3 separate regions of the Mus musculus genome follow, and all the other regions are linked to region 1. A link is a loop called in an ENCODE intact Hi-C map of the cell type or tissue named here. Cell type or tissue: heart. All regions are shown on one strand. Each heading gives the region's core, and the rest is flanking DNA. Links, peaks and the distances in the headings are about the cores only. Region 1 overlaps Adarb1 (adenosine deaminase, RNA-specific, B1). Region 2 overlaps Adarb1 (adenosine deaminase, RNA-specific, B1). Region 3 overlaps Adarb1 (adenosine deaminase, RNA-specific, B1).

Region 1 (10,923 bases), core at 1,955-9,954:
GTTTTTTCTGAGGCCTCTTTCTTTTCTAACCCTGGTGTTCTGTTAGGGTATTCTGTGTGGCCAGCAAGATTTAAATGTGGGTGTAATGTGTGCATTGACTTGTGGTGGGTAAGTGAGCCAAAGCCTGACTCATTACTGTGTATCCCCTTTAAAAAACTCATAAGAACATGTTTAACATGGTATAAGCTTATATAGAGGAATTAAAATTCAGAGTATTGAGTCAATTGCACATGCCTGTAATCTCAGCTCCGGGGAGGTGAATGCAGGAAGATCTCAGGAAGGCCAGTCTACAAACCAGAATATTGTTAGAGTTCTTTCCTGAGCTGGTGAAAAGCCTTTAACCTTGAGGTAAATAAGTGCCAAGTAACTGAATCTTTTATTACAGAGTGAAGTGTGTCAGGCTGGACATGGAGAGCCCAAGGTGTGGCTAAAGGAAGCTCGTCAGCCCAGTGCATCACGCTTGCTATTTTAGTGCTGCGGAGCAATGAGCTCACTTTGCTTGCCCTGAAGGAGTTTTGCCTCAGGATTTGAGACAAAAACTAAACAAATTCAAGGTAAGTAAAACCTTTTTAGAATCTCTTAAAATCTGACCAAAGGTGACTTGTGCAAGGTGTGGTGGCAGAGGCCTGAGTTCCAAGCCCTCAGGAGACTGAGACAGGAAGCCTGGGATGTATAGCAAAGTCCTGTCTTTTTAAGTGGGGGGAAAAAGTTTAATTAAGTCCTTTGACTTGCTGTTGAAATGCATTTTCCTGAATAATCCCAGCACAGATTGTTACCCTGAGCTAGTTCACACGCGTCTTCCTGTGGCCACAGTGTTACCCTGAGCTAGTTCACACGCGTCTTCCTGTGGCCACAGATCATCTTTAGACCTCACATCCCTTCAGCTGTGCTCGGGGCTGCCTCAACTTCATCACTGTTGATAAAGCCAGTGCTTGGTACCTGGTACTGGGCATGCCTCATGAGAGCCTTTTACCACTTACCACTTTTTTCTTTGAATTTCTTTGGTGTTTAGTCTTTATGGCTGTCAGTCAGGGTAGCATCTGTTCTTGTAAAAGCGCTAGTATGAAGGTAACTCAGTTACAGCCAATATAAAAGAAGTTTCTTCTCGGTGTGGAAGTGAGGGAGGCTGGGAGGACTATGGCAGTCCAAGGGTGCTCAGCACGTGTAGTCCTAGCACGTTCCTGGCTTTGCTGCTTCCTCACTTACAGGCTGAAGTTGAGAGGCACCCCTGTGTGGCAGCTCCAGTGTGAGCCATCCACTGAACATCAAGGCTAGCCTGCACTGCCGACTAGAGAGCCTTGGGTAGCAGTCAGAGTCAAGGCAGTAGGTGCAGTTCCCAAGGATGTACATGTGGGCAAAGCAGAACAGCTCCTGACATCACTGTGTTTGGGGAGCAGCAGTGGGCTCGCTTCTGACCACTGGGTTTTGAATTCGTACTAAGACCCTTCCTGTGCCCACAAATGTCCCAGAAAGAAACCGGGAGCTTTAAAAGAGATTCGGTTTCATCCACATCTGATGCTGATCTTTTTGTGGGACACGGACAGGCAAGAGGCGGGAAGAACAAAACCGCAATCCCCTTTATCACTGATGTGCCGGCAGTCAGTTTTATTTTCACGGATAGCCCATCTTTGAGCTCCATTGGAATGTGAAGTCAGTTTATCTGTAACCAGAGTTTTCTGAGAGACACTGCAGATCCCAGAGCTGAAGTGAGTCTGGAGACTAAGGAAGGGTTCACAACGCCACTTTGAGCTCCGCTAATGACCGCCTGTTTTTAACATGCCTCATAGGTAAAGCGTTGCATTGATTCGGTCATGTATGTGAAGCAGCAGGATGAGCTATTTATATCCCTTTGCACTGTTGTTCTTAAGGAAATACAGCAAAGTCAGGCCACAAGGCACCCCATGAAGCATGTGCCCAGGAAGTAAAGCTAAAGGCCGGAGTGCTAAACTCTGAGCGTTGTCTCCTCCTACTGGCTCTATGAATCAACGCTAGCAGCAGTGTAGACACAGTGTGTTGCTTTTACCTCAGGTGAAGCGAGCTAATATTGTAAACAGTTTGGTGTTTTGATTTTTTTTCACCTGGTTTGAAGTAAAATAAACATGTAAGCTTTGGGCTACACTAGTCCTCCTTCTCTTGGTTACCACATCTACTACTTCATAACAGGTACCCGCCTCAGACAGGTGTGGCACGGTCCTGGGGACTTTGCGTCTAGTGCCGGCAGGGTGGCTGTGCTACCTTGGCATGGTCTTTTAAAAGTGGTATATAGCTCAGGGATTGCTTCTGACAGAGGTATCAAGTACTGGGGTTCCCTGTTGAGATGGTGCAATCCTTTGTCCTTTCCACAATGGTTGCATTGCTGAAAAACACACAATAAAGATATGTAAACATCATTGTGCTTGTGTATAAAACACCAGTAGGCCTTGGCGTAGCTCACGTGGACAGCTTTTGGTGTGTGTACTAGTCAGGGTTCTCTAGAGGAACAAGAACAGATAGAATGATCATCTGTATGTGAAAAGGGATTTCTTCAAGTAGTTTTCAGGCTGTAGTCTTGCTTGTCAGACACTGGCTGTCTCCTAACAGAAAGGTCAAGAATGTAGTAGTTGTTCAGTCCATGAGGTCAGATATCTCAGAGGATTCCTAGAAAGCTGCCAGTCTTCCGTCTGTCCTAAAGCATCCTGGAAAAGCAGGCTCTAATACCAGCAAAGGAATGCCTCAGCAACAGGATAGATGAACAGTGAGGGTGAGGGCGAGTAGGCAAAAGCAGAAGTGTCCTCCTTCCATGACCTTTCATGTGGGCTGCCACCAGAAGGTGTGGCCCAGACTGAAGTGGGTCTTCCCACTTCACATGATCCAGTCAAGAAAACCCCTCCCAGGTGTGCTCAGCTGCTTGGTTTTGAGTTGATTCCAGATGTAGTCAAGTTGACAGTCAAGGTTGGTCATCACAGAACAACACACAGTTCTGTTTTGGGAGGGTCTTGCGCATCTTTGAAGCCTAGAAGACCTGCCTGCATCACTGATGACCAAACCCCCATACCTTCATCTGTTGCCGCAGCTGGACTCCCTTCCCACTGCCTGCTCTCACAGTCCAGCTGTCTGCCTGCCTGGTGCGTGATCCACAGTTCTCATGACGACCTGGCCAAGATCAGGAACACCTCCAGGAACTGGTGCTCAGAGGACTCCAGGGCTAATACAGGGGCTGCCGGGGCAGTAGTCTGGAAGGTGAATGAAAACTCATCCATGAGCTGGGAGGAGTGTACCCAGAACCCTAAGAAACAGAGCTCCTATGCACAGGACCCTTCCCAGTCTTGCCCTAGGAACCTGTTCATGGGCTCTTTGATTATTTCCTTCAAAATATTCATTATAGGGAATGCAAGGCTGGTAAGGTTTCTCAGTAGGTAAAAGTGCTTGTTGCCAAGCCTGGAAACCTGAGTTTGATCACTGGGATACACATGGTAGAAGTGATCTAACTAACCTCATACAAATAATCCTCTGAGGGGTGTGTGAGTGTGTGTGTGTGTGCTCACATGTCCATGTGTACATGCACAAACCTTCATGCACGCACGCACCCACACACACACAGAAATAAATAATTATAATTTGTTTTAAAGAAACTGGAAGCTGGAGTGATGGCTTAGTGGTAAAAGGTTGATCTTTTAGAGGACCTGAGTTCAATCCCAGCATACGCATGGTGGCTCATAACTATAAGTCCAATTCCGGGGCATCCAGTGTCTTCTAGCCTCCGTAGGCACCAGGCTTGCACATGGTACATGGACATTCATGTACGCAAAATACCCTGACATATAAACTAAAAATAACCAAGAAACTCTAAGTATGAGTAAAGTGTTTCTCTGAGTCCTGGGAGCTCTCTGAGGACAGGTTATGAGAACTCTGACTTGGAACTGGCCAGACAGGACCTCCAGAGGCCTGGGCTTGAGGCTCTGGGGACAGGACCCTCAGCCATTGGAACTGACACACCTCACATGGCCCGTTTCAGGACTGCACTGGATCAGAGGTATTGGCCACTCAAGAGCTGGTTCCTTGCTTACTAGTGGAAAGAAACCATCATATGGGGGCACAAAAACGAACCGTTGTGGGAGTCCCACAAAAGAGCAGTGCATTTTCTTCCAGCCCTATTAACTCGCCCTCATTTACAGAAAACTTTCATGTACCACAGCAGATCAGAAGGGCTGCGGAAGATCACTGCTGTCTGCACTGCTGCTTTACGGAGAACTAGAGTAGCTTTCTCAGCAGTCCCTGTCACCCTAGAGTTTTAGGATCACTTACTTGCCATTTTATCTGTAACTAATAGCTACACCTAAGAAATATATCCATACCAGGCTTCCCTGGATGAAACTTCTCCTTAGCCTTCCTGTGCTCAGCAGCCACCTGTGCCTGTTGCTCCAGGGACCCACTGTGGACTGTGAGAACCATGGGGGCACCATGCATTGAAGGCAGAGACAAGGGCAGGTCATCTACAAGACTCAGTAACTAAATAAAAACAACGGCTATTGCAGGCAGAGTGGGGAAAAATCATCTTGGAAACCCAGGGACATCTGAGGAAAGATCAAACTGAGCAACCTGGAGCAGGTAGTTTCTAAGGAGCAAGACTGGGAGAGGCAGGCTCACTGCAGCCACCAGACAGTGGGAGGCTCCAGGAGAGGAAGGCAGGGAACCAGAAAGGCCTCCTGGAGCTGAGGAATTGCTGACCACAGTTGAGAGTTTATTAGACATGTTGGAAAAGGTAAACAGGTGTGCTAGTCAGATGAAACCAGTGGCAGGTGTGCTCTGGAGCTCTGTAGGCCCTCATGGAAACTGCTGCCCCGTGTTCTCAGCTGGTACTTGGTTATAGAGCTAGCATGATGCTGAACACCGCCCTAAGGGTCTAACGCCCACAACTCTCCAACCTCGTTATAGCATGGAAGAGGGCGTTTGCTGACCCATGGCAAGTCCCATGGAGGCCCTTGTATATAGGGCTGGATGGAGCCAGCAGGGGTACAGTCTACCCACTCTGTGTTGAGAAGAAGCCTCTTTGTCCTATCTATAGATGGACTGGTGAACAGCCTTGCCAGCCTGTTCTATAGAGATACTGCCATGATCCCAATGGCCTGGCTCTGCTTTCTATCATGATGCATCCCCTGGTGATACATAGACAGACTCTGTAGTCCCTTACTGTAATCTAAAATGGGGGGCCAGGAGGGACGGACGGACAGGGATCCTCTGTTTGAAATATGTTTGTCTTGAACACTCTCTCCTTAAAGGCCTGAGCTGAGAAAACGGCAAACTCTCTGGATTTGGGGAAGAAACTGAGTTGCTACTTTCACATGTACTGTGGGCTTTTGGTAGCTGTTGCTATAGGGGGCACCATTCTAAAGAGTACTTTTTACACTCTACGTATTTGTTCTTTTACCCAGAAAATGTGCCTGCCCTGTGGATGGGCCCAACTGCAAGGAGAGTTGGGTAGGACCACGGGACCGACCTTGGAGCAGAGAGCCCTGGGCCACCACAGACTGCCTGTTGTGCAAGGAGCGCTGAGACCATAGTGTAGCCTCTGATTAGGAGCCAGTGCTACCCAGGATTCAGTCCTTGTGATCCTTTGGTAGGTGCAAGGCTAGTCTGTGTTGAAGAAGAAGGGGACTGCTTAAGTTAGTGACCTAACATTATTTTCACTTTTAAAGTTTTTAACTTGTCTGAGTAAAACTTGTTTTAAAGTACATCAAGTTTGAGGTTCTAAGTAGTTGCCTTCTCTGTTGGGGCTCTTAAGTTTTTCATGATTGAAAAGGGGCCTGGAGATTTGGCAGAGTCTGAACTTACTGATTGGTTCCAGCAAGGTCCCATGGGAGACAGTGGGCAGAGCTTAGAATACTGCAGACCCTGGGTATCTCCTTCACCCACAAAAGCTTTGCCCAGGGAGCTATCCACCATGGCAGTTGACCCCCTTCCTTAGTCTCTGGCCTGAAGCAAACTTTATGTGGTCTGTCTGATTCCCTAGAGTTGTCAGGCTTTTATGGCCAGAGACAATCAAGGCCCATTGACCACCCAGAGAAAGGGTGACTGTACAAAGGACAAAGTCAAGGCCAGGCACCTTCTCTCAAATATGTGTACCCACTAGTGGTCTTAAGCAGAGGCGTGAGCCATCTGAGAACGTTGGCAACATGAAGTGGAACCAAGTGCAGGAGTCTCAATAAGTAATTTAACAGATCTGTGAGGACCCCTAGCCAGGAGTAGGGTGAAACAGAAGGGAACCAGCAACCTAGAAGCCACAGAGAGTGGAGCTGGGAGAGCCTGTGCAAGTGCCCAGGCTAGGGCACAAGTCTAAGGAGAGACTTAGAAGGATTTTGACCTATTCCAAAAAATATGCAGTTTCCATCACACTACTACCTCTTGCCCTCTGCAGTCAACTTCCATGCCCCAATAGTTACCCTGGCTCATTCTGGCCTCAGCATGCCCTGTCTGAAGGAAATGTTCATATCTGCTGTGCAGCTCAGGTATCAAGCATCAGCTCCACCCACTGGCTATCATCTGCCCTGAATCTAAAGCAGCTCTGCTGAGTGGTGTCTTCTGGACAGCAGGTGGTGCTATCAGACCACTCCAGAGAGAGCAGGCAGGCAGCAAGATGAGCAAAGCTGTTGAGTGGATGCGGGGACATAGCAAGTAGACTGAGTTACAGTCCCTCCTGTTTAACATGGAAAGTGTGGGCTTGCTATCCCCAAGAAGGGTGCATGTGTTGTTACCACTTATTTTTTATGGTGTATTAAAGAGTAAACGCAGTGCTTTCACCGTAGTTGGACAGTGTTGTTGCACGTAGACACAAGAGTCTGAAGGTTGGCATGCTAGCATGGCTCTTCACCTCAGTCAAGCCCTTTAGTGCAGCATCAGTCCTGACAGCTTGAGAACCACCAAAACTGAGACATACCTGCCAGTGCTAAGCAGGTCTGCATGCCCCGGTGAGCCCAGGATTTGTCCCAGGGCTACCTCATGTGACTGGCAGATGGAGATTCGGGGAAGTAAGAGAATGGGCACTATATACAGCCTGGTCCATTAGAGGTGGAGAGGCTTTTGGTGGATGCCATGGAAATGTATGGACTATGCACATGATGGACTGTATAACTCCATTTTAAACAAGCATGGTGTTAATCACTGTAAAGCAATCGATGGGTGTCTGTTCACCTTCATACAGCCACTCAAGTGAGCTGGTACATGTGTAGGGACTGGTAGGGTGAGTGAGGACCCTGAAGCACTCAAAATAGCATGTTCCTTGGGGACCTTTCTGCTATACCCCTACCTCATCTACGCCAGCTTATAATCCAGTGTAGGCTTTTCCATTTCAGACTCAGACCCTGCCTAGATGCATCCTCCTGTGGACCTGCAGACACCCTGTGCTCTCCCTTCTGTTCTCCTTTACGCTCTTTTTGGATTCTACCTTCCTGTCCAGGAAGCTCCTGGCCAAACTTCTAAGCACCATGGGATGCTTGCTTCCTACTTTTTGCACTGCCGAACCCAAGTCCTGACTTGTGTTCCTCCATTAAGCCTTACCCCTGACTGTTCCCTGCCAGCCTCCAGCATTCTTAAAACTAGGTCAGAAGCAGATGAAAACTCCTGGTAACAGTCCTGCTTCAGTCCTCTCTGTTGAGTGGCTGCTACTTTCCCTAGGAAATCCCACATGCTGAGCCCACGGACCCCTACTTTCATCTCTGCTTAACGGCTTCGCAGTTAGGCGGGTACTAACTGCCCCTAGACACTGCCTACAGGATATGCATGCTTGATGCTAGACACTGCCTGCAGAGCATGCATGCTTGGGGCTCAAGGCCAGCTCCCTAACCAGCTTGAGGCCCACTTCCTTTCTGCCTTACAAGCTTGGAGAAGCCTTACCCCATGCTGACCACCCCAGGTGTCTTTCTTTTTTTTTTTTTTTTTTTTTTAAAGATTTATTTATTATTTTATGTAAGTACACTGTAGCTGTCTTCAGACACACCAGAAGAGGGAGTCAGATCTTGTTACGGATGGTTGTGAGCCACCATGTGGTTGCTGGGATTTGAACTCTGGACCTTCGGAAGAGCAGTCGGGTGCTCTTACCAACTGAGCCATCTCACCAGCCCCCCCCAGGTGTCTTTCTACCATCCACAGGGCATGCTATCATTTAGTTGTCTGACATTTTCTGTGCATCCTTCTTGTCTTTGTTTGGACATAGGTTTCCTGACAGCAGCTATGTGTCTTTTGTTTCCTGATGTCTCTCAAGCACTGTGGACATGCTGTGTGTAGTGGAAATCCAGTAAATATGAGATAGATAAGGCAATATTTTGTTGGTTTTCTTATTAACAAATACTTGTGAGATGTTTTAATATTCTTTGAAGAAATGACTTAGTGGTTACAGAGGACCCAGTTTGTTCCCAGCACCCACTGGGAGACTCACAACCATCCAGATCCAGTGTATTTAATATCTCCCTTTGCCCTCCAAGGGCACACACATGTATACATAACCAAATTTAAACATTTTTTAAAATATTATATTGAGGAATGCTACATTTTCTCACATGTAGATTTTTATATAAATACCCAATGAATAACTGACTCAGAGTTTATAACTCAAACTCTTGAAAGAGTAGACTATTTTGTATGTGTGTGGGTGGGGGGGTTATTTCACTTAAATTTCCACATCACAGTTCATCATCAAAGGCAGTCAGGAGGAGTTACAGAGACAAAGTTCAGAGCAGAAACTGAAGGAACAACCATCTAGAGACTGCCCCACTTGGGGATCCATCCCATAAACAACCACCAAACCCAGATACTATGGCAGATGCCAACAAGAGTTAGCTGACAGGAGTCTGATATAGCTGTCTCCTGAGAGGCTCTGCCAGTGCCTGGCAAATACAGCAGTGGATGCTCACAGTCATCCATTGGACAGAGCACAGGGTCCCCAATGAAGGAGCTAGAGAAAGTACCCAAGGAGCTGAAGGGGTTTGCAGCCCCATAGAAGGAACATCAATATGAACTGACCAGTACCCTCAGAGCTCCTTGGGACTAAACCCAATCAAAGAAAACACATGGTGAGACTGGTGGCTCTAGCAGAGGATGGCCTAGTTGGTCATCAATGGAAGGAGAGGCCCTAGGTCCTGTGACGGTTCTATGCCCCAGTATATGGGAATGCCAGGGCCAGGAATGGGAGTGGGTGGGTTGGGGAGCTGGGGGAGGAGGGAGGTGATAGGGGATTTTTAGAGGGGAAACTAGGAAAGGGGATAACATTTGAAATGTAAATAAAGAAAATATCTAATTAAAAAATGTGAGCAAAAAAATAAAAAATAAAAATAAAAGAACTGGAAAAAAAAAAAGCAACCAGGGCAAGAACCTGGAGGCTAGAGCTGATAGAGCAGCTATGGAGATCTGCTGCTTACTGGCTTGCTCCACATGCATTGTGCAGCCTGCTTTCTTATAGAACCCAGGATCACCAGCCCAAGGGTAGTACCACCCACCATGGGTTGAGCTGTCCCCCAACAATCACTAATCGAGAACATGCCATTTGGGCTTGCCTGCTTAATGCTAATGGCATTTTCTCAATTGAAGTTCCCTCCTCTCTGACGACTCTAGCCTTAGTGGAAGCTCAACTATCTCCTGCTACTGTAGCTAAGGAGGATAATCCAAATTTGGAATTTCCATGGCGGGCCTTCAAGCCAGAAAATGTGGGGTGGGGAAGTAGTTGGTCTCATCAACCTGGATCATTAGGAGCCAATTAATGTATGGGTGGAGTAGATGACGTTTGATCTCTGCTACATTGGGTGAAATAATACTTAAGTGGTCCCAAGTGAATAAGCTTACAGTTTTGGAAAAGAACAGTCCTGATCCACCTCTTTACAAACAGACAACTCCCAAAAACCCTCTCTCACCCTAAACAATAAGGCAATAAAATGTTTTGAATAATTTTATGTATATGAATGTTCTGCCTCTATGTGTACCATGCGCATGCCTGGTGCCAGTGGAGGACAGAACACATTGGGACTTCTAGAACTGGAGTTACAGATGTTTGTGAGCCACCACGTGGGTGCTGTGCATCAAACCCAAGTCCATGAAGAACAGCCAGCCACAGAAAATACTTTTAAAAATTAGTATTGGCCGGAGCATCTGTGAGAGCCATCTTCCTTCCTGGATCCCACCAAGACTAGTCTACACAGGTGAGAGTGTGGACTACAGAAGTTAACAGCTTCTGGGACAGGCGGGAGCCACAGAGCTTCTGTGGCAGACCCCGTTTCGGGGACCAGACATCCGGGCACCTTCCCTGCCAGAGGAGAGGTGTCTGCCCAGCCTGGGAAGCCATTGCCGGAACATCTGCCGGAAACATCTTGGTTCCCGGATCCTGCCAAGACTAGTCTGCACAGGTGAGAGTGTGGACGACAGAAGCTAACAGCTTCTGGGACAGGCCCTGTTTCGGGCCTTCATCTTCTGCCAGGAGGCAAGTCTGAACAACAGATATCTGTGCACCTTCTCTGCAAGAGGAGAGCTTGCCTACAGAGAGTGCTCTAACCACTTAAACTCAGGAGAGAGCTAGTCTCCCAGGTCTGCTGGTAGAGGCTAATAGAATCATGAAAGGAACAAGCTCTAACCAGAAACAACTATAACAACTGACTCCAGAGATTACCAGATGGCAAAAGGCAGACATGAGAATCTTACTAACAGAAACCAAGACCACTCACCATCATGAGAACCCAGCACTCCCACCTCAGCCAGTCCTGAGTACCCCAACACACCTGAAAAGCTAGACCCGGATTTAAAGGCATATTTCATGATGATGATAGAGGACATAAAGAAGGACTTTAATAACTCACTTAAAGAAATACAGGAGAATACTTGTAACTGCTAAAGAGTTACAAGTCCTTAAAGAAAAAGAGGAAAACACATCCAAACAGGTGATGGAAATGAACAAAATATGAGATG
Region 2 (10,923 bases), core at 1,551-9,550, 52 kb after region 1:
ATTATGTCTCTGTATATTTTATACCCACTTACATAGATCTGTAGTCAAATTTATTTAAATTCGGTTAATCAAAATTACAAGCCAGGTATGGTGGTGTATACTCAATCCCAGCTCACAGAAAGCTGAAGTAGGAGAATCCTTTGTTCAAAGCTGGATTGTATAGTGAGACCCTAAGTAAATAAATAATAATCAAATAAATAAATATACTATTTTATTTATAATATTTATTATAAATATAGTAAAAGCCTGTATTTATTGTATGTGATAGTTAATTTTTAGTATTTATTTTCACTTATGGGTATGTGTGTGTATCTGTATGAATGAATACTGTAAATGTGAGGGTGACTCTGAGGCCAGAAAAGGGCACCTTGGAGCTAGAATTATAAGAGGTTATGAGCACTAATGTGGGAGCCAAGACCTGAGCTCCAGTCCCCTGAGCTCTCAACCACCGAGCTGTCTCTACAGCCCTGAAGTTACCGTGGATGTCTCTGTGTTTACCTTTGCAGGAGAGCCTCCTCACGTTTTTATCTGGCTTCTGTTTCTGTTGCTGTCTACCGTTCTGATGCTTCAGCCTGAAGGACTCCCCCCCCCCCCCCCCCCCGGCTGTTTCTTCTTAGGTCTAGTAATGATGCAATTCTGCCTGCTAGTGATCCCGGAGAAAGTCCCAAGTCCCCGTCATTTATGAGGGATACTTGAGGACATCTTCCCACTGCTTTCTGGGTTATAAGGTTTTTCCTGGGAACCTGATAAGCTCTCTTTATACGGGTATTGACTTACCACTGCTGTGTAAGACTGTCTGGACTAGGTTTAGTTGTAATTCGCTCAGTGTCAGTTTCCTATTTACCTTCATTTCCAGTTCTTTGCCCTTGAATCTGTGTGATCTCTTTCTTGCCTTTGGGTTTCAGGTAATTCTCCAAATAAACTTTCATTCCCATTTTCTTTCTCTCGGAATTCCCAGGACTTGCATGTTGTTCCGCTCACTGGTGTCCCTAAGTCCCATTGCCCGTCTTCATTTGTAGTCTTTGTATTTTTCTAATCTACTCTATAATGGCGTTGATGGCCAGTTTTCAGCTTCACTGGCTTTTTCTCCCATTGGTTCCACAGCCGAGCTTTTCAGTTGAGTTGTTTTCTTCTTGTCCAGAATCTCTCATGTATTGATAACGTTCCCTCTGTGTTGACAACCTCACTTTCTTTATGCAATCTTTTCATAGAGTTGTGTGCCTGTGCTCTTTTAGCTAATTAGCCATATTTATGTTATTTTTTTATTTTATATACATTGGTGTTCTGCCTGCATGTATGTCTGTGTGAGGGTGTCGGATCCCCTGGAACTGGGGTCACAGCACTACACTTTCCTTGTAGGCAGGGATCACTAAAGTCATGCCAGATAAAACTGACTGTCCTGACCCTTCATGGCTGTCTCTGCTCACTTTTACAGTGGTCTGTATCCTGTAGATTCTCAGTTAAGTGCAATTTCTAACTTACTAATATTTACAGAAGTCCCACACCGGTGACAACGAAAGCCGTGTAGTAAGAGAGAGCTCTGACCCTCAGCCAGCATCGAGTCAGGGTCTAGAGTAGGAGCAACCTTGATGCTCTGCAGCACATAGGCACGGGTTTGAAGGGTGTGCTGAGAAGAGGAGTCTCTGCCTTTAGCTAAAGGGGAGACCACACAAACAAATGCCAGAGTCAGAATTTTAAAACTCTGTGTCCTTTATTTCATATTTAAGAAGCATTGCTTTGAAGAAAAGCACAGGCAGACTGATAGAATTTGGAATGACAGATGTTTCCAGAAAAGCCAACAAGGCTAAGGAAGTCATGGTCTAAGAATATCATAGGGGCCAGAATGATGTCAGTTGGATGTGAGGCTTCCAAAGAGGCCACTGTGTAGATCTGAATGTGTAGAAGGCTGGGCAGAGGCCACTTGCTCCTCTTGTAGAAGAGCACTGAGGGCTGGCCTAGGCTAAGGATGGAGAGGGAGGCGCTAGAGATGACCATAGCATCCAGCTAGCCAGGTGTCAAGAGCAGCCTCAGAAGGGCTGCCCTTAGGACATTGAGAGGCCCTAGAAGAGATCTTAGTCTGTGGCCGCTGCCACTCGAGGATACAGGGAAAGACAGATCCAAGGACAAGCTTATTTGACACATTGGCTTGCTCCGGACAGGTGGTAAGTAGGCAAGGGCTGCTTCACGGATGGGGAAGGAGACTTCTACAGAGGCATGGGAAGCTACTGGAAGAGTCACGGCACATCAGGGTTATTTTGAAGGTTACAGATGCCTTTCTCTGAAGGTTATTTGTGACATGGAAGCAGAAAGAAAGGAGACTCGCCGAGCAAACTGTTGTCCTAACCCGGCTGCTTGTCTGAGCTAGGGTTGTGGAAGGATGTCATGCACAGACAAGTGTTTGCCTTCTTGTTTGTCTTCCAGTCAGTGTCCTTGGATGCTCAGGGCCAGGTTAGGCTCTGCAGTAGATTCAGCTGACAGTACTGTGCAGTCCATCTTCAAACAATAACCTAAGGAAAACAAAACAGAAAAGCCACAGACCAGTCCTGAACCCAGCATGACAGGCCGAAAGCTAGGCGGTGGGAGGACCTATTGTCTTTCAGTGACAAATGAGTCCCCTTCCTGGGGCCTGAGCAGGGAAGCCCCTCACCCAATGCCCTGGCCCAGGTGGGCATGGAAACCGGGCAGGTGTTTCTAGCTGTGTGTGTGTGTGTGTGTGTGTGTGTGTGTGTGTGTGTGTGTGTGTGTGTTACTTGGTGAGTGCTTTGCTCCATGGAATCTGGCTGTATCTGTGTGTGTGTGTGTTAGTTACTTGGTGAGTGCTTTGCTCCATGGAATCTGGCTGTATCTGTGTGTTTCTAGCTCTGTGTGTGTGTGTGTGTGTGTGTGTGTGTGTGTGTGTGTGTTAGTTGCTTGGTGAGTGCTTTGCTCCATGGAATCTGGCTGTATCTGTGATGTCCTTCCTTGCCCAGTGGTCTGACGCCTGGAAAGTGAGAGTAGCCGTTATTCTCTGTAAGGCTGATTGACATGAGCTTGTCTTTCAGTGGAGCTGGCTGAGGGGCTCTGTTTTCTGCCCAGTGCCTCAGAGCTCTAGAAGCTCCTGGGATCCTCTAGGAAGTGTGTGCTCAGAATTAATGACTCCTGACAGATGCTGGTTTCTGCAAGATTCTGCATTCCTGCCCAGGGGACTGAGTTCTGCTTAAGTTTCTAAATCAGCAGGTTTCTCATCTGCATCGGAAAGGCGCCCTTGGGTCTCCAGAGCTGAGTCATTTCAGATGTTCTGGGGGGGGGGGGGATGGCTATTCAAATGTCTTTTTTTGGAGGGTAGAAAGAATACATCCTAGGGGTTACAGGTTGTCCATTCAGCATGTTGACCTTCTTTGTGGGAGACTGAGGGAGGTCATAGAAACCAGAAGTATAGGTTATATAAAAGGCTGTGAGGGAGCTCAGTGGATGGCACCTCATGCCCAGTCCTGTAAGCCGAAGCAGGGAGACCAGCCAACCTGGAGCCCGGGGCTGAAGCTTGAGGGGAGCTGGTAAGAGAAAGTTGGCCTGCTGGACATGGGCTGTTTTCCGAGGACCTTTTTGGGGGTTCATGTGAGGGAGTGGACTAGACCAGCCAATATCTTCCCAGGGCTGTGCCAGCTGCTATAGGGAGAGACCAAGGGCCAGACCCCTGGCTTCCTTCAGAAGGCACAAATGGGAAGGGCAAGAGTGGCATCATTTGCCCCTGGTGTCACTGTGATTCCTGTCCTCTCCCATCACATGTGACACACACAAAACTTGCTTGGTATGCAGTAGTTTTCAGGTTACCCAGCTTCTCTCTTGTCTCTGGGGTGAAGAGAGCAGACACATAGTAGGCCAGCAGTGTGTCAGAGTGTTGTCCTGCAGACAGTGTTGCACTGTCAGACAGTGGTATGGTGACTGCCAGCCCATCATCTCCAGTGCATGTACCATACACACACACACACACGCACACGCACACGCATACGCACACACATTCCACTGTCTGAGGAGCTCTACATGAAACTGTAGCCCTGGATCAGGACACTCATTCCCTGACTGAGCAGCCATTTTATTAGAAGCAGAAAAAGTGTGTGTATATGTGTAGATGTATGTGTATAGGCAGGTGTATATGTGTAGATGTGTATGTGTATAGGCAGGTGTATATGTGTAGATGTGTATGTGTATAGGCAGGTGTATATGTGTAGATGTGTATGTGTATAGGCAGGTGTATATGTGTAGATGTGTATGTGTATAGGCAGGTGTATATGTGTAGATGTGTATGTGTATAGGCAGGTGTATATGTGTAGATGTGTATGTGTATAGGCAGGTGTATATGTGTAGATGTGTATGTGTATAGGCAGGTGTATATGTGTAGATGTGTATGTGTATAGGCAGGTGTATATGTGTAGATGTGTATGTGTATAGGCAGGTGGGCGTAGCCCGTGTAAGGAAGCAGGCTGAGCAAGCTGTGGAGAACATAACAGCAAGCAGCACTTCTCCGTGGCCTCTGCTTCAGTTCGTGCCTTGAGTTCCTGCTCCGACTTCCCTTAGTCCTGGAGTGTGGCTTCCCAGAGTTTTAAGTTGAAATAAACCCTTTCCTCTCCAAGCTGCTTTTAGTTTCGACCTTTTATCACAGCAATAGAAACCCTAAGATTATGACCCAAAATTATCTCACAATACAAGGTAATTTTTAAATAAAATTCTGTTTAAGACTTGAGCTGCTAAATCAGCCGTTTTCACTGCCGTCTTCGCCTTTTACAGACCCCCACCCACCCAGCGTTAGCCATGAGTCTCTGCGATGTCTGCATGGGGTGCCATACCTGTATCTCCTGAGATGTGCTTGCTTCTCCCTGCAGCTGGAACGTGGTGGGCATCCAGGGGTCCCTGCTCAGCATTTTCGTGGAACCCATCTACTTCTCCAGCATCATCTTGGGCAGCCTGTACCACGGGGACCACCTCTCCAGGGCCATGTACCAGCGGATCTCCAACATAGAGGACCTGCCACCGCTCTACACTCTCAACAAGCCCCTGCTCAGCGGCAAGTACCCTCTCAGCCGTCACCTCCTGCCTCTGTGCCCTGAGCTCACAGTGTCTGATTCCTCCACATTGAAACGCCCCACCCGGAGCCAGTGTACGGCTGCCAGGCAGCAGCAAAGCCATTAAGAGGGGCACAAGACCTTGTCTCTGAGCCTCTTGACCTGGTCACCAGGGCCTTTTAAGGCAGTCCTTCTACAAGATAAATGTCTTTCCACAGTTGTGAACCTTGCTATGTGCTACAGAAGTTGCAGGAGCCTGACACCTCTGTGTTTTCTCATGTACCTTGTATTCAGTCCTGCCCCAGTGGCAAAGACTTAGGCATTCTTCCCAGACCGGCCAGGCTGGGGCTTGGCGACCATTCATCCTCACTGAGGTGCTGCTATCCCAGTCACTGCTGGCATCTACCACCCAGCCCCCTCTGCACTGGGACAGATGTGGCAGCCACGCTGACCACTCACCTCTCCTTCCTTGGTGCCTCTCCTGCCCTTTACACCTTTATTCCTGGTTTCTTTTCTTTTTTAGAGTGTCAGTGGCTATCAGTAAAGTGAACAGGAGCTTTTGAATTCAAAGGTCCTAACTTCTAAGCCCACCCTTATTTAAAAGGACACAGCTAAGGTATTTTTACTCTTTTAAAAAATAACATTTTACTTACTTCTGTAAGCTCAAAACTAAAATCATATCCTAAACTAAAAAATGCTTTTCTGGGGGCATGCATGTGTACTCTGCCTCTGTGCCTTGCTGCTAGCGTGTCTTTAACCACAAGAAAGCAGTGTGGACTTTTGTTTGACAGCATGTCTGTCAGAGCATTAGAAGTATGCAGGGAAAGATGAAAAGTATCTAGGATCAAGTATTGCAGCTCCCTATTCCCTAAAAATTTCTTTTTTACTCATAAGACCTGATAGTTAGATTGAACTTTGGAGTATTGTTAGGACATTAATCTCCCATGAGTCGGAAAAACTTTCAGTGTGGTATGTTTGGGGGAAGAGTGCTTCACTAGCTATTGCAACAACAAGGTATTTGAGGGTAGATGCCTTATTATAAGAGATGTTTGTTTAGCTCACAGCTTTGGAGACTGAAAGTCCAAGATCAGGGGCCTCATCCCTTAAGCAGCTCATGGGGGGTGGGGGGGTAGGAAGGCATCACAACAGAGAGAAGAATGCATGCAGAGCCCACGGTGAGGCTGGAGAGTTGGCTCAGCAGTTAAAAGCACTGACTGCTCTTCCAGAGGTCCTGAGTTCAATTCCCAGCAATCACATGGTGGCTCACAACCATCTGTAATGGGATCTGATGCCCTCTTCTGGTGTGTCTGGAAAAAGCTACAGTGTAGTCATATAAGGATCCCTGTTTATAAAAACTTGCTCTCGAGCCATTCTGTGGTGGCACACACCTTTAATCCCAGCACTAGGGAGGCAGAGGCAGGTGGATTTCTGAGTTCGAGGCCAGCCTGGTCTACAGAGTGAGTTCAGGACAACCAGGGCTACACAGAGAAACCCTGTCTCAAAAAAAAGAACTTGCTCTCCAGAACCTAACCAGGGCTCTGTGAGAACACGGATCCCTTATGAGGGTATGTCCCCATGACCTATCCTCCTCCCCTGGGCCTCAGTTCCAAAAGGTTCTTCCACATTGTCCCCAGCTCAGTAAGTACGAGCTGCTGCATCTGTCTGGCCTGTAAAGAGCACAGTCCACCCAGATCCACGACACTGTGAGTGCTCAGCTCCAGCTGTCACACTACCTTATATTCACATTCATGTGAACGTGGGATACAGGACGCACAGATGCCCCCAAAATAGCTGAATAGACTGTGTGAACCGTATTCCCTCAATATGTGAAATCTGAAATGGACCTCATTCATAAAACTCAGATGTGTTTGACCATGTTTTATATATATGAAATTCATATATATGTAAAAATGTAATGACAAATATCTGCAGGATAGACTATGTATGTAAAAGAAAGTGTTCACCCTTCCCCTCCGTGTCATCTGTACTCCTCAAGGCATAACTCTCATAACCCTTCATTTTTGCAGTCCCTGCCCTTGGCCTATCTACCGTCCCAGAGACCACACCCGCAATGCAGCCAACTCAGTTGACTCTGCAGGTGGCAGGGCCACGCCCCTCTGTTGACTGCCTTGTTGGTAGCATAGCTTGTGTAGCTTGTGTGCCTCAGTTATTGGGATAAACCAGCTACCTTTTCTGGTCCTCTGGAAGAGAAGTAAGGAAGTATGTATGGCCCAGTTTCACAAGGTAGAGTGTGACTCACGACTGAGCCACCAGACAGCCCCAGAGTCATTGCAAGGTGCAAGCTGCCTGAGATAGTCTCCTTTGGAAACAACAGTGCATTGCTGCTGTTTGGCTTTAGTGAGGACACCGTTGGACTAGGAAGCCTGAGAGGCTGGCAAGGGTTGGCCCAGCAGAAAGTCACGTGGCCCAGGGATTGAGTGGAAGGCAGGCAGACACGCCTGCACCCACAGCCCATAGCAGTCAAGAAGATGGAAACATACCACAGTGGGTGTCACAAAACAGAAGTTGATATCTTCCTTCATATACAAGACCCCAGTCTTAGTAAGTCTCCGTCACAGCATAGCCTTTGCAGCTCTCTAAGGTGTTGTCTTAGGTCTAACAAGTGGCTGGAACAAAGGGACCATTGGGACATAAGCCAATTTCTGTCAGCTGCTTGCTGAGATGAGCAGATATGGTGCAAAGCTCAGCCCCCTACGTTGGTGTTGTCTGTGAGAGACCGTGCTTCCTCTCCCCTTTTATCTGTGGGAATGACAGCTAGTGTACCATGTGGATTGTCAGGCTTCAGGGAGCAACATGAATCAACACACATGCACACACACAACACAGGATAACTAAATTCACTAAGACAAAGTGACACAAAAGTTCACAATCAGGATATGAAATCCAGCACTGGGCTGCTGCTTTCGTTTTCTTTTGCTTGTCTTATGTGCAGTCACATTTGAAATAGTTTTTTTGCCCTGTGAAAGCAGATTGTAGAGAACTTTCTGATGCACTCTGAGCTTTGGCTTTGCAGGCCAGCAGTGGTTTGTATCACAGGCGTGTGCTGCCACACTCAGCTTCTCACGTGAATGCTGAGGATCCGAACTCAGGTCCTTTTCCTCACACTTGGGGGACCAGCACTTTACCTCCTGAGCCATCTCCCTGGCTTCCTTTCTATTGGCTGGAAACAGGAACCCCTCGGGCTTTCTCAGCAGCTCTTTCCTGTTAGCTGCTTATCCAGCACCTGTATGTTCCAGGGCAATCTGGTGTCAGCTCCTGTCCAGTAGGTTCCCCGATTTTGATCCTCCGCTGACCAAGACCATTATCCAAGGCTCATTGAGATATAAGAGGACAGTACAATGGTGAGGACTGCCCCCACACGAGGAGGGCTCTAGAGCCTGGGTGGCAGACAGACTGCTAGGATGATGCTGGGGTGGACTGGGCATTTAGTACTAGTAGTACTAGTTTTAAGGGCAGCATTGTTACAAGAATGGGCAAACAAGGGGGCATGGGCATACGATTCCTAGGAGCACAGCCTGTGTGTGAGGGAGCTCTGGGGAGACAGTAGGATGGCCGGGCCTTGGGGAAGCTCTGCTCCTCCCTGCAGGAGAGCAGTGGCTGCTCATTCTGGCAGGTTCACAAGCAGCAACCAAACCACTTCTGTAAAGAAAGTAAGTGACCATCCCAGCTACTCTGCTCCTGCCTTAAGGAATTGGTTATCAGTGGATGCAGCTTCTCATGTCTGGTGGCTCCCTCCCATGTCTAGAGAGTCTCTTGACTACCATGGGCAGGTACCTACCGTGTACATGGCCTCCCTTAAAGTTCATGCCTTGGGGCTAAGGATGTAGCCGAGTGATAGAGCACTTGTCTTTCATGTGAGCTCCCTTGGTTCAGGTCCCCTGGAAGGAAGGGGTGAGGTGTTCAGTTTATTATTTGCAGAATAAAGACTAGTGAGTTTCCCTTAATCTACTAATAAGGACTAATAATAATTTCTAAAACACAAACCCATGGTAATCATAAATATCTGTATTGATTGTTGCATATAGAATCCATTTCTTATCATTCTGTCAGGTGAGTGTGCCTTTGAAGTGAAAATAAGAAAGCCATCAGTGCTGCTCTCCCGATTTAGTTGACTCCACTATGAGGCCACTTCAGAGTTTCTCTGCAGTTTTGTGTTAAAAGTTCTCATTTAGCACACTTAATTTACAACAACTGGGGACTCTCATTACCCTCCAAGTCGTTCCTGCTTTTATTTGTCTCTGCACAGTGGCCTATGATCAGCTCATTACCCTACTTCTCACTTAGCAGCCCCAGAGAGATAAGTTGCTCATGGGTGTCCGCCCTCACGATGTGTGTCAGCCCTGGAGACTGGAAATGCACTCGCGTGACCGTTTCTAGCCTTCTGCTCAGATAAAGCATATGGTTAGATTGGAACCTCGGGCGAACTGTCTTCTTTTTGCCTTATTTGCTCTTGTTTTTTTTTTGTTGTTGTTGTTAAAGATAGCAATTTACTTAGGCTTAAAATATAAGGGGGGAAGAGTTGCACTTTTAGAGTTTTACTTCTTAGTTAATTGACCATTTGTTTGTCTTTAATGTAGAATCTTGCAGGCCTGATATGCAGGATTCACACAACAATGGTCCTTCATTCTAGTCTTATCACACAGAAGTAACACAGTTGGAAGGGAAGATGGCACAGTACAAATAGCCATTTGTATACACACAATCCAATTTCATTGTGGTCAGAGGATTCCCACAAGTTGCAGCTAAGTGGACATTCATACCTCCTCCCTCAGGCCAGGAACTGTCTTGATAGCTTCCATTCAGCAGTTGGGTAGCTCAGCGACAAACCCAGGAAGAAGCAGTTGCAGATCCTGAGGTGAATCAGAAGCCAGGATCCATGTGAGAAACTGCAAAGGGTGTTGTTCTCAGAGGAAATGATGGGATTCAGTAAGTAGGCCAAGAGGCCGAGTTGTCCAGCAGAGCAGCAACCTTGCACAAGATCATTTTCCTTCACACACGTCAGGAAGCCGTCTTAGCTGTTAGGAAGCCGGGTACGCTCAGCACGCATACTAATTGACAAGAACCCTGCCCGGGTGGGTAGCACTGGGCCAGTTGTTCGTGCGGACAGCGGTGAGACTTTCCTTTAGAGCAGTGCCCGTTCTTCTAATGTCTGACCTCACCATTTTTTTCTTTATAGGTAGTCATGTCTGGGACCAGAACTGTGTTTTGAAAAGCTCTAGAGAGTGTGTAAAGGCTCTTCTCTCTCCTTTCCCTCTCTACCACTCCCTCTTCCTCCCGTTACTTTCTTAACAGGCCTTACTGTGTAGCCCAGGTTGACCTGGAACTCTTGCCTCGATCCTCCTGCCTCAGCCTCCTGAGTGTTGGGATTGCTGGTGTTCTACGCTGTGCTGCAAGGCTACTGTAGTTAGTATCTTTGTCAGGCAAAAAAAAAAAAAGAGTTAATATTCAACTCTCTCCCATCTGTTTTCTGGAAGAGTTTGTTTCAGGTTGATACGTTTTCTTCAATGTTTGGTTGAATTCACAGTGAAGCTATTTGATGGAGGTTTCATTATGAGGAAATTACAAATTAATGATTTATTTATTTTTATTTTATGTGCATTGGTGTTTTGCCTGCATGAGGGTGTTGGATTCCCTGGAACTGAACTTAACAGACAGTTGTGAGCTGCCATGTGGGTGCTGGGAATTGAACCCAGATCCTTTGGAAGAGCAGGCAGTACTCACAACCACTGAGTCATCTCTTCAGCCACAGGAAATTATAAATTTATTGCCTGTTACTTCTTTTTTTTCCTTTTAAAGATTTATTTATTTTATTTATATGAGTACACTGTAGCTGTCTTCAGACACACCAGAAGAGGGCATCAGA
Region 3 (10,923 bases), core at 1,050-9,049, 64 kb after region 1:
GCCCAGCCCTAAGCATCATTTCTGAACATTATGCCTGGTTTCTTTCTCTCCCGTTGCTGCTTCAGTCGTTGCTTTACATGTGCATGTATCCTTCCACAGGTTCCCCCCCACCTGCTGCGCACCAAGATCACTAAGCCTACCACATACCACGAGTCCAAGCTGGCAGCGAGGGAGTACCAGGCTGCCAAGGCCCGTCTGTTCACTGCCTTCATCAAGGCGGGGCTGGGCGCCTGGGTGGAGAAGCCCACAGAGCAGGACCAGTTCTCCTTCACTCCCTGAGCCAGGCGGGTGTCGAGCACAGAGTGCGAGACTGTGATGCCGAACTGTCCCCCAGAGCCTTGCATCTGAACTGGGACAGGTGTGCACCTCTGGGACGGCATGGGGAGTCTGGGGGAACCACTGGACATCAAGCATCATCCTCAGCGGCTCTCACCCCAAAAGGGCAGCGTGGGGATGTGTAGGGTGCCGGGCACCTCACTTCTGAGTAGGGATCGGGTACACAGTGGGGGTGCATGGGGGCACAGGGGCCCATCACCACCCCTCGCCACACATTTCCCCTCTTGAGCTACCCAGTGACCGCTTTATATCTCAGTTTACATTAGACATTGAGTTCTACTGAGTAGGGCTTCCTCAAGTATAGGAAAATAGAAATTACTTTGTGTGAGATTCTTGAATAAATAATTTATTCAGAGCTAGGAATGAGATTTATAAAATAAGAAGTAATTATGTCAGGTCACTTTTATGCCACATTATTTTAATTGCAAAAATTAAAAATAAAAGTGTTTCTATGTGAAAGAGCACGAGAATATAGAGGTAGGAAGTAGAAGAGAGCCACCACGCGCACATCTGTGTGTGGCTCCTCTCCGTAGGTCCTTCACACTTAGGTTCTCACAGTAGGTTTTAACAGCTCTCCTGGGGTGGCCCCAGCATGATACGGTGTGACCTTGGCACACAACTGGCCCTGCATCTGGGATGCTGTGTCCTAGAGTCACGACCTAGGCTCTGCTGCCCCAGCTGCCTCTAGAATCTTCCATGCTCCTGGTTAGGCTCAAATCATGGAAAACCCTATTTGCTTCTAAGTCACTGAAGGTCAAATCCATTTATAGCCTGTCCCAGCTGGCCATCATGTGGGGGTTCTAACCATATAGGTTTTGTGACCTAGAGGCACTCAGTAGGGCTGCTACACACTCAGAGCACAGCCTTCCTTCTGCCCCTCCCTTGGGATCTGGTGGGTGGGAACCACTGACCGCTCAGAAGAGCTTCAGAGGATGGGAAGAGTTGTAGGCAGGTACCATTCTTGGAGCGTGCCATGTAAGGCATATTACTAAGGTATCCTTCCAGAGAAATTAACCATTCAGGTTGAAGCTGGTGTGACAGTATGAGCCTGGAACGCTGCAGACCAGACATTGGTGTCTCGACAGGCAGGCCTGGGTGCTCCTGGCATCTTGGGGCTGACCCCCAAGATGCTACTCAGCACCCTCTCTGCACAGGGTGGACCCCTGGACCTCCTGTGCTCAGACTTGCCCCAGGTGCCTTGTCACTTCCACTCAGGATTAGGGAGGAGTAGAGGGAGGAGGGGGAGGAGGGGCTGTGACTGTCATCCCAGTGTGCCAGCCTGGTCCAGCAGGGTCGCTCTGAAGAGAGAGCTTCAGGGCCGAGAGCAGAGCGGGCGCAGACTCATCCCTCAGCACACGTCTGCCACGGCTGCATCCGGGGCTCTGACAGCCATGTGGCTCTGAGCTGTTCGCCCAGGTGTCCACGCCCTTGACACACTGAGAAAGAAACAGGGCAAGAGCATAGCCACTGTAGGTTCCACCAGATTCCCAGCAGACCTCAAGAGGCCGTGTGTCATTGCTTAAGTGAGATCCACTTGTGTCTCCATGTCCAGAGCTCTGTCATGTCCTTGTGGGTGTCTCCCATGGTTCTTGTCCTGTGGGGCTTGATCTTCGAGGCATGAAGGTCCTACCAGAACTCCCTAGTGACACGTGCTATCTCGGATCTCCTCAGTTCACCACCTGTCCCCCTGAAAGGGAGGCCTCCCAGGCAGGATTGTGGGCCCTGCGTGCTGTGGCAGGGCCAACTTTGGGTGAAACGCACTGGGGTTCCTTAGAGAAACGGTCTCATTTTATCACAGTACCATGCCTTCCCCACAGGCTCCTGCACTTTCTAGAAAGAAAAACACACACGATGGTGTGTTCTTTCTCTTGCTTTTAAATTGTATTTTTTCCAGTGGAGATGGGAAGATAGATTTAGTTTGTTTGCTGTTTTTAAGTACGTTTTGGTTATAAAGTGTAGCAAAAATCCCATATACACTAAAAACCATGCACTACATCTGGCTTTCCATGTCAGATAACAAGGGTGCCCAACCAGGAAGTGAAGGTTACATGCAGAGAGCATCTGAAACCACAGGAGCTGGTCCTGCTTAGACTTGACCTAGGCCCAGAAAGGAGGGAGAGTCAGGAAGTACCCTGTGTCGAGGAGGCAGCACGGGGCATGCGCCACCTTGCCCTGCACCCAGGATATAGTAGCTCAAACAGCCCGTCTGTGACCTGAGAAAAAGGAAGCAAATACTGATTGAAGACACTAAGCTCTTTGAGCCTCTTCCCAGAGGTCCCCATGACGGTAGCTCATGCCCAGGACCTAAATGTCACAGACTCAGCAGAAAGCTTGACATAAGACCCTGATGGAAATGTCCTGGATACTTCAGCAGGTACGGGAGCTTCAGCCGGGCGTGGTGGCGCACGCCTTTAATCCCAGCACTTGGGAGGCAGAGGCAGGCAGATTTCTGAGTTCGAGGCCAGCCAGGGCTACACAGAGAAACCCTGTCTCGAAAAGAACAGGAGCTTCTCTGCCCTGTATACTTAGCTAGAACAGAAGTATTAGTTCCACAAAGCAGTATCTCTCAGGATTATTTGGGCCCAGCATCAGCGGGGCTGTAGCTAAACAAAAGGAAGGCATCATCGCCAGGAGTCGTGGGAGGGCTGTCATGTTTCTACAGAGCAGAGACTCTCCACGTAGATGGAGGCAGGGTGAGTGTGGTGTCCATGCCGTTAGCCCTGATCCCTAACGGTATCAGGTAAGTAGCACCTCCCCTAGCAAGGGACACCAAAGAACAACTTTGAATCTGAATCTGAGTCTTTCAGCATTCTGACTATTTTGAAGTTTGGTTTTGTTTTTTGTTTTTTTAATAATTAAACATATATTTGTAAGTGTGCAGGCCATCGTTTCATAAGGCATTGCTCTCTGTTTATTTTACCCCCCACCCCACCCCACCCCCAGCTCCTCTTGCCTCCAGACTGTACATGCTGCTTGGTTTTTTAATCTTTACTTTCAGACAGGTGCACCAAAGGTGGGCAGCCACCAGAGAGAGGATCAGGAATGTGGGGTGAGCTGCACCGCACCCTGGGCCAAGATAGATGCACAGTGCAGGGGCAGCTTGTCATTCCCAAAACACTTTACTCCAGAAATGTCAGCTCTCCCCGTCAGTGACTTTGCTCCAGAAAGAGAAAGAAAGTGAGCTGAAATCCAAACCTGTAAGTTCTCGAAATTAGGGAACCTCCCCCCTTGATCCCTTGATACTGTCAGCCCCAGACTACATCGTGAGAAGGGCAGAGTGTGTGCGTTCAGTGTGTACAGCTTGTGTGTGTCCTGTCCTGGCATATCTGTCATGTGACAGTCTCCCCAGGGCTGAGGGGTACTCACCCACTCTGCAGCTGCGGACTGCTCCACACCGGGGCTACGGGGTTCATGAGATATTAGGGAATGGGAATTGGGAAGCCTCTGACCCGCCAGGGACCATGAGGGAGTTAGTCCCGCCGTCTGACCAGTCATGGCCGGCTCCTCAGTGCACTTCCCGTCTAGTTCCTGGGGAAATGGTCACGTCTCTGTGGTAGTGCCTGTACTTTCTGTTTGCCGTTTGAACGACAAGTGCCCAGCCTCAGAAGCACTTAACTGTAGCCACAGCAGGAGCTGATGGTGCATAAGGGACTGGTGGGCCATTCTTCTGAATGGAACACAGTAGGTTAAAAGCACAGTTTGTGGAATGTTAATGGGATAAGCCCCTAAAAGCTGTTAGCTTTTCCAGGCTTTGAGTTATATACTTTTAATTTGATTTTAGAGTTTGGACACTTTACATGAATGTAACTCAGCCAAGAAACGTGTTGCTAAGATACAATCCTCAGTGTTCTCTGTATGTATATTTCTGTATATACCACATGTTACAGCCTGCATGAGCTTCCTCACACCAAGCCCAGCCGGCACTGAGCATGAGATGCTGTTACATGTAGACAAAGGACTGAGATGTTCTCAATAAAGACTAAGACGTTTCACTATGACCTGCATGGACATTTTCCTTTTCACGCTGTCCTCGTGTCTATTGCTCTCCATCGTGGTTTGAAAGGTGTGGGTGGCTGTGGGTCTTGTGTCTGGTCATGAACACTGCACCGAGTGCTCAGCGCGTTTATCCACCTCTGCCACAGGGTGCCGTAGAAAGAAGGGCATTCATGCTTCTGGGAGAGTCGGCTACAAGATTGCTCTCGTGTGGTCTGGAGAATGTATGTGTGTTCTGTCAGAGAGCCTGTGAGCAAATCCACAAGGAAGTGACCATGGCTGCGGGACCTGGGATGGTGTTTCATGTCCCACTGAAAGCACCTATTTGGTTGATATTTTTGTAATTAAATATAAAATAAATATAAAGGTGTTCTTAAAGAGTCAGAGTCGTGTGCGCCATGTGTCTTTTAAAAACAGCCCAGTCAGAGACATGACCTGCTTCTCTGTTTTGGAATTGGTCAGGGAGTAAAACCAGGTCAGCTAAGAGTTTGACTTTCTCTACCAAGTGAAACACATTTGCCTTTGGTTGTTTATCTCAGGCTGAAAAACAGGGAAGGCAAAATGAAGGCCCACCACGGTTAACCTGTGTGACTTCTCTGCTCCTTTCATGCCCTCCTCTCCAGGGTCAGAAGGCCGCTTGGGTAGGTCTCCGGCAGCTTGCTTCTCTACTTGTGTCTTTTATTTTGTGTCAATGAACCGAATGTTCTTTAAAGTATCAGAGCTGAAATGGCTGGAGAGATGGCTCAGCGGCTAAGAGCAAATGACTGCTCTTCCAGAGGTCCTGAGTTCAAGTCCCAGCAACCACATGGTGGCTCACAACCATCTGTAATGGGATCTGATGCCCTCTTCTGGTGTGTCTGAAGACAGCTACAGTGTACTCACATACATGAAATCTTTAAAAAGAAGAATGGTCACGTGAGCAAAGGTCACACGAGTTCCAGCTGAATATAACCACCATGGCAAGCTGCACGTGGCAAAAGCATGTTTTTTTATAATCTGAAATAAGCTCACACCTATCCTCTGCGCCCGCGGGGAACACAAAAGAAAGTTCTGTGGTTTTGAAGAAACTGAGGTCACAAGACTCTGGTCTCGATTTTTTTGTTCGGCTGGGATATTTTTGTTATTTTAATTTTCTCACAAGCACTCAGAGTTCCCCTCATAGGATCCCATTCTTGGACTGTGTCCCATCAGCAACCTGTCCCTTCCTGTTTTGTAAATACGAAGGAGCATTTGATGAGAACACTAACAAATGAAGCAAAAGCTACAATACAGTTAGAGCACTTGCCTCACGGGAGAAGCCCTGAGTTCCACCCTCAGTCCCAAAGAAGCTGGAGGGAGGAGAGGGGACACCCGAGCAAACACGCTCGGAGCCATGAGCGAGAGGACACAAAGTCTTTTCTCATTCTTCTCCGTGCATGACCCAAATGTTCACCTGCATGTTACAAATTAAGACTCATTTTCTTTAAATATGAGATGAGCCAAGTAGCTATATTAGACCCACATGTTTAAAAACCTGACTTCATTGCCCTCCGTAATTTCTTCTCTTCCAGGCCATCTACTGTATGTAATTCATTTCTCATGGTTTTCTTTTCCAATATCCCTAGAAAAGCTTGCTAGCACTCTTGTTTCTGTTGGAAAAGTAGGTCAGGTTTTTCTTTTTCTGATAGAAAATAGGTCTGACTTGGTTCACCGGTGTGACAAGAAGGATTAGGTCACATGGAGGACATGTGCTATAAATAGAATGTGCAAAGTCTGCGGTCCCACAGTTGCAACGAAAGTACATTTAAAATGATGATGTAGGAAAAGCACCTTATCACTATTAAATTGGTGGGGTGCGGGGGAGAAACACTGAAATTTGCATCTCAATGTCCTGGACCCCTTCTGAATGTATTAGGCTTAACTAGGTGACAGAGAATTACAGGTAAGTGGCAGCCCCTTGAAAAGTGGTGTCATAAACACTGTGAGTCAGGATGACAGGATGACAGATCCTCCAGCAAGCCAAGTGCTTTCTAACCCTTTGCTTTAAAACACTTGAATGAAAACCTCATTGATTTGACAGCTGATGAGGCATTAAAACCATTCTCACGACTTTTAAAAATTTTAAAGTGCCAGATTTGAAGGCTATTACTTAGGAATTCTGAATACAGTCGAGATTATTGCTGTGACTTTTTAAATTCATCCAGTTTCTTTTAAAAAAAAAACAAACATTTATTTATTTTATGTGTATTAGTACACTATTGCTCTCTTCAGACACACCAGAAGAGAACATCAGATCCCATTACAGATGGTTGTGAGCTACCATGTGGTCATTGGGAATTGAACTTTAAAAATTAAAAGAAAAGGAAAAACTGTGATATGTGAAAATAATGTTATTCCAGAATATTACTAAGAAAGCCTTTGACCAGACTAAATTTAAGTTTTGATTCGTAAGATGTTTTATAGTAGAGAAATTAGGATGATCACAACTTTGAGAAGAAAAGGAACATTATATGAGGTCAACATCTCTGTCCAGATGAAGACTCCATTCAAGAAAGACAGCTGTCTGAAGGGCCAAGAGCTTGTTCTCCTGCTCAATGGAGGCAGAAGTGGTGGGTGGAGTGGGGAGACACACTCCCTAAATCAGATCTCAGCAGACCAGTCACTCACACCTCCACAGATGTTCTGGAACCGTTTCTTTTTTCTTCTTCTTCTTCGAGACAGGGTTTCCCTGTATAGCCCTGGCTGTCCTGGAACTCACTCTGTAGGCCAGGCTGGCCTCGAACTCAGAAATCCGTCTGCTTCTGCCTCCCAAGTGCTGGGATTAAAGGCGTGTGCCACATGCCTGGCCCGGAACCGTTTCTTGAGCAAGAGCCAAATGCACTGAGAGCCAGAGAAGTAGTCCCAAAGTTGGAAACCTGGGTGAGGTGCCAGGAAGGAGAAAAGGTGCAGGCAGAATACATGAACTGGAGCCAAGTAGGGCTGGGAGGATTCGGAGTAGCTGCAAATGTAGATTCTCAAGGAGAAATGTAAGGGCTAAGAGATGATGAGCAACATCAGAGTCCCTGCTGTAAGTTCCTTCTGAGCCGGCGCAGGACCTCCCCAGTGTGGGTGGGGGAGATAGGATTAGTAGCCACTCTGTTGGCAAACTGGTCACCCCACAGGTAGATTTCCAGCAGATACTACTGCTCTGAAGACCCCCCAGAGTGCTCCCTAAACCAGAAGGCCATCGGTGAGCGTCTGCTGAGCTGCGGCCCAGAACCTTTTAAGGCCATGTACTCTGCTGTGAGTACATCCTGCCCCTCCACTTCAGTCTCCTTAAACTCCAGGACATGGATCTTCCCCTCATCAGAACAGAACCGAGCCGTTGCATAAGAATGTGGATGAGGGCTTATGTGGAGATGGGATAGTTTTAAGAGAAGTCAGAGGAGGACCTGTGTTTTCTCTTTCACCCTGAATTAATCAGCTTAATGCGGATGCCTGGGTGCCCCAGAGAGATACGGAATCTGCTCCAGACATGGATCTGCCTTTCGTTGTGCATTCTAGAACTTTCCCTATAAACATCGACTCATACTAAGTAATTAGGACCTGCGCAGTAATTTATTTTTTTCAGAACATCATGAAAAGGATATAGTTGAGAGCAGTCTTTTCTTGGCATATGTCAGACTTCCTGGTATTTAGCTGTCAGCTGAGTATTGTCACCTGCCAGGCAGGGTGCTGTCAACCCTGTCACTTAGCCCCTCGTCCTCTCAGATGTGCAGCCTGTTTGAAGCTGTGCTGCACACTTGGATCAGCTCCCATCACCTGCCCCCTGTGAATGGAAGGGAAGGAAATCTCTATAACTACCCGTCTGTCTGCTTATGCTGAAGCTGTGGACATAGCTGATGTCTACCAACAAGGATGGAGACCCAACAAGGATGGAGACCCAGCTATGGGTGACCCAAGTTCCATATTAGAATTGTGCTGTTTTGATGTTGTTGTTAGTTATTTGTTGTTTCAGCTTTGTGCTTACTATCTGGTGACAACCATGAGAGACCACAGTGTGCTACCAGCCCCATAGCAGGCTCTCTCACCTAGCCATCCAAATGGCCTGGAAGCCTGTACCAGGCCTTTGCCCAGGAGTGTAGCTGTAGCACAGGACACATTATAGGAAGATAATGAGGCTCTTTGTGGTGGTTTGAATATGCCTGGCCCCAGGGGCAGGGGGGACACTATTTGGAGGTGTGACCTTGTTGGAGGAAGTGTGTCACTATGGGCATGGACTTTAAGATCCTCTTCCTGGCTGGGCGTGGTGGCACATGCCTTTAATCCCAGCACTTGGGAGGCAGAGGCAGGCATATTTCTGAATTCGAGGCCAGCCTGGTCTACAGAGTGAGTTCCAGGACAGCCAGGACTATACGGAGAAACCCTGTCTCGAAAAAAAAAAAAAAACAAAAAAAAAACAAACAAACAAAAAAAAAAAAAAACAAAAAAAACACCTCTTCCTAGCTGTCTGGAAACCAGTCTTCTCCTAGCTGCCTTCAGAGCAGGAGGTGGAACTCTCAGCTCTTCCAGCCCCATGCCTGCCTGGACGCTGCCTCACTCCTGCCCTGATGATAATGGACTGAACCTCAGAGCCTGTAGGCCAGTTCCAATTAAATGTTGTCCTTATTAAGAGTTGCCTTGGTTGCTGGGCAGTAATGGCACATGCCTTTAATCTCAGCACTTGGGAGGCAGAGACAGGTGGATCGCTGAGATCGAGGCCAGCCTGGTCTACAGAGTGCGTTCCAGGACATCCCAGGCTACACAGAGAAACCCTGTCTCAAAAAAAAAAAAAAAAAAAAAAGAGTTGCCTTGGTCATGGTGACTGTTCACAGCAGTAAAACCTAAGACACTCTTGAAGCCACAGGACAGCACATTGAGACAGTCTGGTGAAAAGGGCCCAATACCATGTCTGCTTCTGAGGGAAGCTCAACAATGGAAGGGCTTCAGTCAAAGAATCAAGGGACTTAGCTGAAAGCTTTCCTCCCCTCTCTCAGTGAGACCTCTACAAGACAGAGTAAAAACCAAGCAGCTAACTCTTATGTAGTTATCTGGGGTCAGGGTTGAACTCGTACTCATGGCTGAGTGAGGTCTGGACTGAAGAAGAGTTGATAGCACACCCATGGGACCTTGTGACATGGGAACTATAGAGATGAGACCACAACATATATATGAACAAGACAGGCAGTGATGAGGAGGGGCTGGAGAGATGGCTCAGTGGTTAAGAGCGCTGACTACTCTTCTAGAGGTCCTAAGTTTAATTCCCAGCAACCACATGGTGGCTCACAACCATCTGTAATGGAATCCAATGCCCTATTCTGGTGTGTCTAAAGATAGCTACAGTGCACTCATATAAAGAAAATAAAAATAATTCTTTAAAAATGTTTACTTAAAAAAATAATAGTGAGGTGGAGCTTCATATTGGGAGGAGAGGGTACCAACGGATATAAGATGACATCTGGCCGTTCTACTCAGCAGAGGGAACAGCTGGAAGTTATCCAATCACCTGGAGTGAACTGGGGTTTTCATACTTGTCCCTGGGCATGGTCTCCAAAGATATTTTCCTTGTATGTCCTCATGTTTGCCTGGGGACTGTTGAGCTTTATCTTCAGAAATGCTCCGGCTTCAAGTCTGAGTCTTAGAATAAGACAGAGGGACTGTGAGTGCTAGAGCTTCGGAGTATATGGCAGGGTAGAAGAAACATTCGCTTTTACAGGCAACCAGCCAAGCTCATTGCATGTTAGTCTTCATCAAAACACTCCTCCAGTGATAAGTTTACGTGAAAAACTGAGTAGCGGCTGGCCTGCGTTAGGACAGCAGAGGGGACAGACAATATGCCTTTTATTCCATACTAATCACTATCAGATAGTTACAGCTTTCCCCCACCCCCTCAAAAGCAGCCTTCAATTCTCTGCACAGCCTTCAATGTTCTGCAGAGTACCTAAGCAACTGTTAACCTGTGTCAGGATCTGTTAGAGTTACTAGGAAGCACACAATACATGGCTCAGCCCCGTGGCCTCCAAAATGCTGAGGTCAGCCATGAGCAGGTAAAGCCTGCTTAATTACTTTCCTTCTGCAGTAATGACTCTCAGTTGGCTTTGTTACTCGTGTGGTGTCTTGAAAGGGACTAGTCTATGAATATTCTGGCCTTGGAGTCTGACTTGGTGTTTGATGACAAAGCTATCCAATGCTTGCTTTTAGTTGGAAAACAGGTCAAAGGGCCAGTGTGGACTTGTGGTGGTCTCCTCCTGTCTCAGTGAGAGAAACAGCAGTAGCAAGAAATATTTTCAGAGCTGAGGGACATGCTGAGTGCCTGCCTGCCTGCCTGCCTGGAGGAACAGGGCTGTGTGTGCCTTTGCTGCCAGGTGCTCACAACCAGGGCCTCTCACTCTGAATGGAAATGCCTGAGAATCCCAGGAGGCAGGCACTGCATAGGAGAAGAGATGGAGGGCCCTGTTAAAGCAAGTACAGGTGGCCATGGTGACATATGCGAAAGAGAAACAATCAGTGGAAGAACACAGAGCCCTGTTGCTAACTGATCGTCCTCAGCTGCTCTTTGACAAAGGAACAAAGGTTGCTAACACAAAATAACAAATG

What was found. A loop is a pair of places that touch in the nucleus more often than their neighbours do. Peaks named below come from ENCODE experiments on the same cell type or tissue, not always from the same donor. Only the 100,000 strongest peaks of a DNase experiment are listed, where the experiment ranks them.
Region 2: a loop joins it to region 1, with 2.4 times the contacts of the local background. A loop is called at or near these places in 7 of 42 quality-filtered maps.
Region 3: it touches region 1 in a loop (4-fold over the local background); 29 of 42 quality-filtered maps call a loop at or near these places.

What each region holds. Positions count from the first base shown.
Region 1 is chr10:77,349,198-77,360,120 of GRCm38, reverse strand. Adarb1 (adenosine deaminase, RNA-specific, B1) reads left to right here. Exons shown (of 11, transcript NM_001024837.2): 2 at 386-554. Among named protein-coding and RNA genes, the nearest start is that of Adarb1, 64 kb to the left of the region's middle. In heart, for the core only: CTCF peaks have their summits at 1,978 and 6,547 (motif pointing right); a DNase peak (open chromatin) is centred at 6,550.
Region 2 is chr10:77,297,291-77,308,213 of GRCm38, reverse strand. It overlaps Adarb1 (adenosine deaminase, RNA-specific, B1), which reads left to right. Exons shown (of 11, transcript NM_001024837.2): 9 at 4,860-5,041. Among named protein-coding and RNA genes, the nearest start is that of Pofut2, 43 kb to the right of the region's middle. In heart, for the core only: no CTCF peak of the experiment used is centred there; no DNase peak of the experiment used is centred there; H3K27ac peaks cover 451 bases.
Region 3 is chr10:77,284,138-77,295,060 of GRCm38, reverse strand. It overlaps Adarb1 (adenosine deaminase, RNA-specific, B1), which reads left to right. Exons shown (of 11, transcript NM_001024837.2): 11 at 100-4,334. The coding sequence ends at 279. Among named protein-coding and RNA genes, the nearest start is that of Pofut2, 30 kb to the right of the region's middle. In heart, for the core only: a CTCF peak has its summit at 5,206 (motif pointing left); no DNase peak of the experiment used is centred there; H3K4me3 peaks cover 221 bases; H3K27ac peaks cover 3,171 bases.